2 separate regions of the Homo sapiens genome follow, and region 1 is linked to region 2. Evidence: read pairs that join two places in POLR2A ChIA-PET (ENCODE). Cell type or tissue: GM12878. All regions are shown on one strand. Region 1 overlaps SCUBE3-AS1 (SCUBE3 antisense RNA 1). Region 2 overlaps TEAD3 (TEA domain transcription factor 3).

Region 1 (2,500 bases), 240 kb after region 2:
TGTGACCTTTACACTCAGAGACACTTTGTTAATCAGATATTGATTTCCATACTTCTTTGCCTACACAATATTTTTTGGTAAAATTCTTTAATTATTACATGTCTTCAAGAACTTTTTGTTAAACTGAAATGCAGATTCAGCTCATTCACTGTATAGAAAACAACTGCCATTTGTGGAATTGGCAAAGCCAGTTTTCATTTCAAACCAATCAGCCAAATCAGACCTACTTTCTGTTAGAAACATGTCTGACTTTATTCTTCCATTCAAATAAATATGTTAACATTCATTTTGAGGAATATTATAAAAATTATTAGGAAATAAATGATTAACTATAGCTTATAAAATGGACCACTGATAAACCAGTCAAGATTAAAATTATTTAGACCTACTATTAACATAATAAATGGTAAAAATAAGATAGTACTGTTTTTCATTATATAATTAGGAATAATGCTGTATAATGTATAGTTAAATCCATCAGTTTTGAGAAGTCATATAGAAGGCATATATTCCCTTGGTAAATGTGTGTGCCTGCTTTCATCAAACTCTTGTTGTTCAGCTTTTGGGAACAATTAAATGAGAATCATGTCTAAAAATCAGAAATAACTAATAATCTTGTTACACAAATTTTTTTCTTCTGTATTTTTTAGAAAGGAAAGCTGTATTTGCTAAGAAATAATGAATTGAGCAGCTAGCAATTTCACTTTTTACTAGGAGGTAGAAAATAATAAACATTTTATATAAGATAAAATAGGAAGACTGATTGCAATGGGAATATTTTGATATGAAGTGGAAAATAATTGCTCCCTCCAAGCTCCTCAGGTTTTTACACCCTGGACCATGCATCAAGATTCAGTGTAGGGGAGAGACATTCCTTTCTTTTGTAAAGTAGGACAAGGACTATGGTGAAAGTGGGGGCAGTGGTAGAGTGGAGAATGTGCATGAATATGTCAGCTGGCTCCCAAATGGATTGGTTTTTAGAATTTTTTTTTTTTTTTTTTTTTGAGACGGAGCCTCGCTCTGTCACCCAGGCTGGAGTGCAATGGCATGATCTCAGCTCACTGTAACCTCTGCCTCCCGGGTTCAAGCGATTCTCCTGCCTCAGCCTCCTGAGTAGCTGGGATTATAGGCGCGTGCCACCACGCCCGGCTAATTTTTGTATTTTTAGTAGAGATGGGGTTTCACCTTGTTGGTCATGCTGGTCTCAAACTCCTGACCTTGTGATCTGCCTGTCTTGGCCTCCCAAAGTGCGGGGATTACAAGCATGAGCCACTGTGCCTGGCCGTTTTTTTTGTTTTTGTTTTTGTTTTTTGAGATGAAGTTTTGCTCCTGTTGCCCAGGCTGGAGTGCAGTGGCACGACCTCGGCTCACTGCCACCTCCGCCTCCTGGGTTCAAGCGATTCTCATGCCTCAGCCTGCCAAGTAGCTGGGATTACAGGTGCCTGCCACCACGCCCGGCTGTTTGTTTTTTTTTTTTTCTGAGATGGAGTCTTGCTCTGTTACCCAGGCTGGAGTGCAGTGGCCCAATTCAGCTCCCTGCAACCTCCCCTTCCTGGGTTCAAGAGATTCTCCTGCCTCAGCCTCCCAGGTAGCTATAATTACAGGTGTGCACTGCCACACCCGGTTAATTTTTGTATTTTTAGTAGAAATGGGGTTTCACTATGTTGGCCAGGCTGGTCTCAAACTCTTACCTCAGGCGATCCGCCCGCTACAGCCTCCCAAAGTGCTGGGATTACAGGTGTGAGCCAGTGCACCCGGCCTGGTTTTAGAAAATATTTTATAGGGAAGTTGAGGATCTGGAAATTTATTCCTTTAAAACTCTCCTCAGACTGATTTGAGGCTATTTCCTGGGTATTCCTTGCAGTCTTACGTACCCTAGGAAAAATCTTCATTTACCCCACTTGGAAGACTTCTTAATATAGGCATATCCAAACTCCAATGTCCCTGACTATCCATTATTTTGAGACACCAAAGCAAATGTCCTACGAAGTAAGGAGGAAGACGTGTTGTTCTTAGAATAGAAGTGAGTTATGAGAGAAGTCAAAGAGGATGGCTCCAAGTTGGTATAGTGTGAAGGTCATGGATATGGTCCTTGGCTTTGCAGTTCTAGAAGTGTGATTTTGGGTCAGTCCACACAAAGGTGTTCATGTTTTGTCACATTAAATCAAACTCATAGGAAGTTAATGTACATAATAGAATGCCAGTGCATTCTTTTATACTTACAGCCACCAAGTGAACTGGATTATCGCTCCTGTTGGGTAAATCTTATCTGGGAAGATCAATTATAATCAGAAAGTTACATGAGGAGTGTGGATCTTGAGCATGGCTATTGTCAATAAGCTGATGAGCAGGTGCTCACTACCTGGCATATAATAGGATCTCAGTAATTATGGAATGAATGTACTTCATCTGTATCTTCATTATAGATGCTAAAGGGTAAGTTTAAGATTCTGATAGGCCACCCCACATGTTTTTTGATCAGGTAGATTTTTCCTTGTTG
Region 2 (2,500 bases):
CTGAGAGATTCTTTCAGTGCGAGGGGGAAGGAGGCCTTGGGGCGGACTTCTCAGGGGCTGTCTTCTTCTGTGTCTTCCCTCTTTCCAGGTAGGGGCAGAACCAGGTCAGGCCTGGACTTGTTGTCCGGAAGAACAGGGCATAGGGGTAGGGGCTGGACACAGCTCAGAGGGGCTGGTGCCCATAGCGGCTCTGCGTATCCAGTCTCTTGTGGCCTGGTTCTCTGTACACATGTTCCACCCCAGTGCTGGGGCCACCTGGGGCAAGGAGGGGAGGCTTTCCTCAAAAGTTGGAGATTTGGGGGAATTATGTCCTCTCCCTTCTAGACTCCTGTAGCCCCCCTCCCACCAAGACCCCTCTCGTAGGGGCACTCCCTAAAGGATGTGGTTCTGTGGTCTTCTGGGTCCCTGCTCACCCAGTGGGCAGAGTGCACAGATCTTCCAGGACAAGGCTGTCCAGTAAGGGTAACTTCAGGGGCCCTGGATGCCCCCTCCTCAGGGAGAGGGTAGGAGCCAGTATGAGTCCCAAGCTCTTGGGCCTTCCCCTACCCCCCCAGGGAGGGAACGTCATTAATGCTAATGAGCGCATCTGGGCTGGGGAATGGCTTGTTAGAGTGGTCAGTGGTTGCCAGGACAGAGCAGCACATTAAGTGTACAGAAGCATCACATGGGTCCTGAGCCCTGCTCCCATCCTCACCCAAAGGTTTGTAGACCCTGGCACTTTCTGCCAACTGAAGGAATGTTAAAACCGGGAGGATTTGATATTCTCAACAATATCAAAGGAGAAGATATCTCAACAGAGGTGGTCAAGAAATAGGGATCTGGTCCCCTCCGGACCTTTAACCAGTTGCGCCATCTTGGCAGGCCCCTTTGGGCCTCAGTTTCCCTGCTTGGAATGAATGACTTCTCAAGTCCCTTTTCTCTGAGCTCCTCCCAGAGTCTGTCTCCCAGTTTGCCTTCCTTCTCCCATGATGGAACCTGAACTTGGTGGGGTCTGGAGAGGCGGGTGGGTGATCCAGTGGCCCAAAGAAGAAGGCAAGGACAAACCAAGGGGTGACTGAGGAGTAGCTCAGCCAGATGAACAGGGCTGAAAAGGTGGCGGGGGGCAGGTGTCAAGGGACAGGGGGGCTTGGTGGATTGGGGGATCTTGCCTCTGAAGTGGTCATGGGTTCTGTTAGGGCTGAATGGCACAAAGGGTGCTCAGAGGCCGCTTGGGTGGCTCTACCCTCTGCCCCACTCCCAGACACCTGTGGGGGTCCCAGGGCTCAGTGTGGAAATCGCTGGTCCTGCCCTCCTCCTCCTCCCCGCCCAGGATGGGGAGAGGAGCCCAGGGGTCTAAACGCTGCAGCTTTCTGTGAAGGGGCTAGGAGGTCGCAGCCTCTTCTTCCCACATGGGGGCTGCAGAAGCTGTGGGGTCCCAGGGGTGGCCCTGAGGATCTGCCTCTGGGTAGAGCTGGGGAGGTCAGCAGGTCACACTCGGCACTGTCCCTGGGGCCTTGCCCTGCCTTCCCTCCCCTCCCCTCCTGGTGTTGTGCCAGCCCTGGGCTGTCTGCAGAAGGGGCCACTTCCCTCCAGGGAGAACCCTGCCAGGGAAAGGGCTCTGCCTGTCTTCCCCGACCCACAGGAGGTTGAGGTTAGGGCCAGAGAGGTTCATCCCCCTGCACATCCCTAAAGCCTCAGCCCTTGGGGTTTCCTAGAGTGCCGATTGTTTCCTGTGCTCCCTGCCAGGCCTGAAAGGGCAGGAAGTGTTAGAGGGAAATGAGAATGCAACTGTGTGTGACGCTGGATGTGTGTGAGAGAAGCCATGAGTGGGACATTCTATGTGGGTGAGACTTGTCTTCTGTGGGGCTGGATGTGTGTGGAAGAGAACCTTGGTCAGAGCAACTTGTGCAGGGCTGGGTGTATGCAGGAGAGAAACTGTGGCTTTGTGACATTCGTGTGTGTGACAGATATACACGTCCATAAGAGAAACTGGGTGACTCTTCATGTGTCCAGGTGTGCCGCCACCTCTGTACCTGAGAACCTGCATGGGGGATGTTCTGTGTGTGCCAGGGCATCACCCAGGATGTGCCGATGAAGGAAGCTGGCTGCCTAGCCATCTGTGTGTACCTGGAGATGACACTGGGTGTGGCTCTGATGCTCAAGTGACCTGCGTGTGAAGGACACCGCACTCGCACGATGCTGTGTGTATGTGAGCGCGCGGGCGCGTGTGCGTGAGAAGCCGGATGAGTGGCGATCTGTGTGATGTGTTACGCTGTGGTGTGACCACTTGTGACCTGCATGTTGTGACGCAGCATGTGAGATGGCCTCAGGTTTGTCTGTGTGTGACTTACATGTGACACTACATGCGAGTAAAACAACATGACCAGCTCTGTGTCAGTATGATGTGTGTACCAGCAAGGTGGGCCCCATCCGACATGTGCCAAGCATGAATATGGTATGCGGTGTGTGGGTGACACTGAGCACCAGAAAGCGACACCGTATGTGAGAGAAACCGTGGGGC

The links. ChIA-PET counts read pairs that join two places held together with the same protein. Peaks named below come from ENCODE experiments on the same cell type or tissue, not always from the same donor. Only the 100,000 strongest peaks of a DNase experiment are listed, where the experiment ranks them.
Region 1: POLR2A ChIA-PET joins it to region 2 with 12 read pairs; 8 of 35 experiments call an interaction of 5 or more read pairs at or near these places.

The regions. Positions count from the first base shown.
Region 1 is chr6:35,253,672-35,256,171 of GRCh38, reverse strand. The region is part of intron 1 of SCUBE3-AS1 (SCUBE3 antisense RNA 1); the gene reads left to right. Among named protein-coding and RNA genes, the nearest start is that of SCUBE3-AS1, 4.5 kb to the left of the region's middle. In GM12878, no CTCF peak of the experiment used is centred here; no DNase peak of the experiment used is centred here.
Region 2 is chr6:35,493,475-35,495,974 of GRCh38, reverse strand. The region is part of intron 1 of TEAD3 (TEA domain transcription factor 3); the gene reads left to right. Among named protein-coding and RNA genes, the nearest start is that of TEAD3, 2.4 kb to the left of the region's middle. RefSeq lists an enhancer at 1-652. In GM12878, no CTCF peak of the experiment used is centred here; no DNase peak of the experiment used is centred here; H3K27me3 peaks cover 167 bases.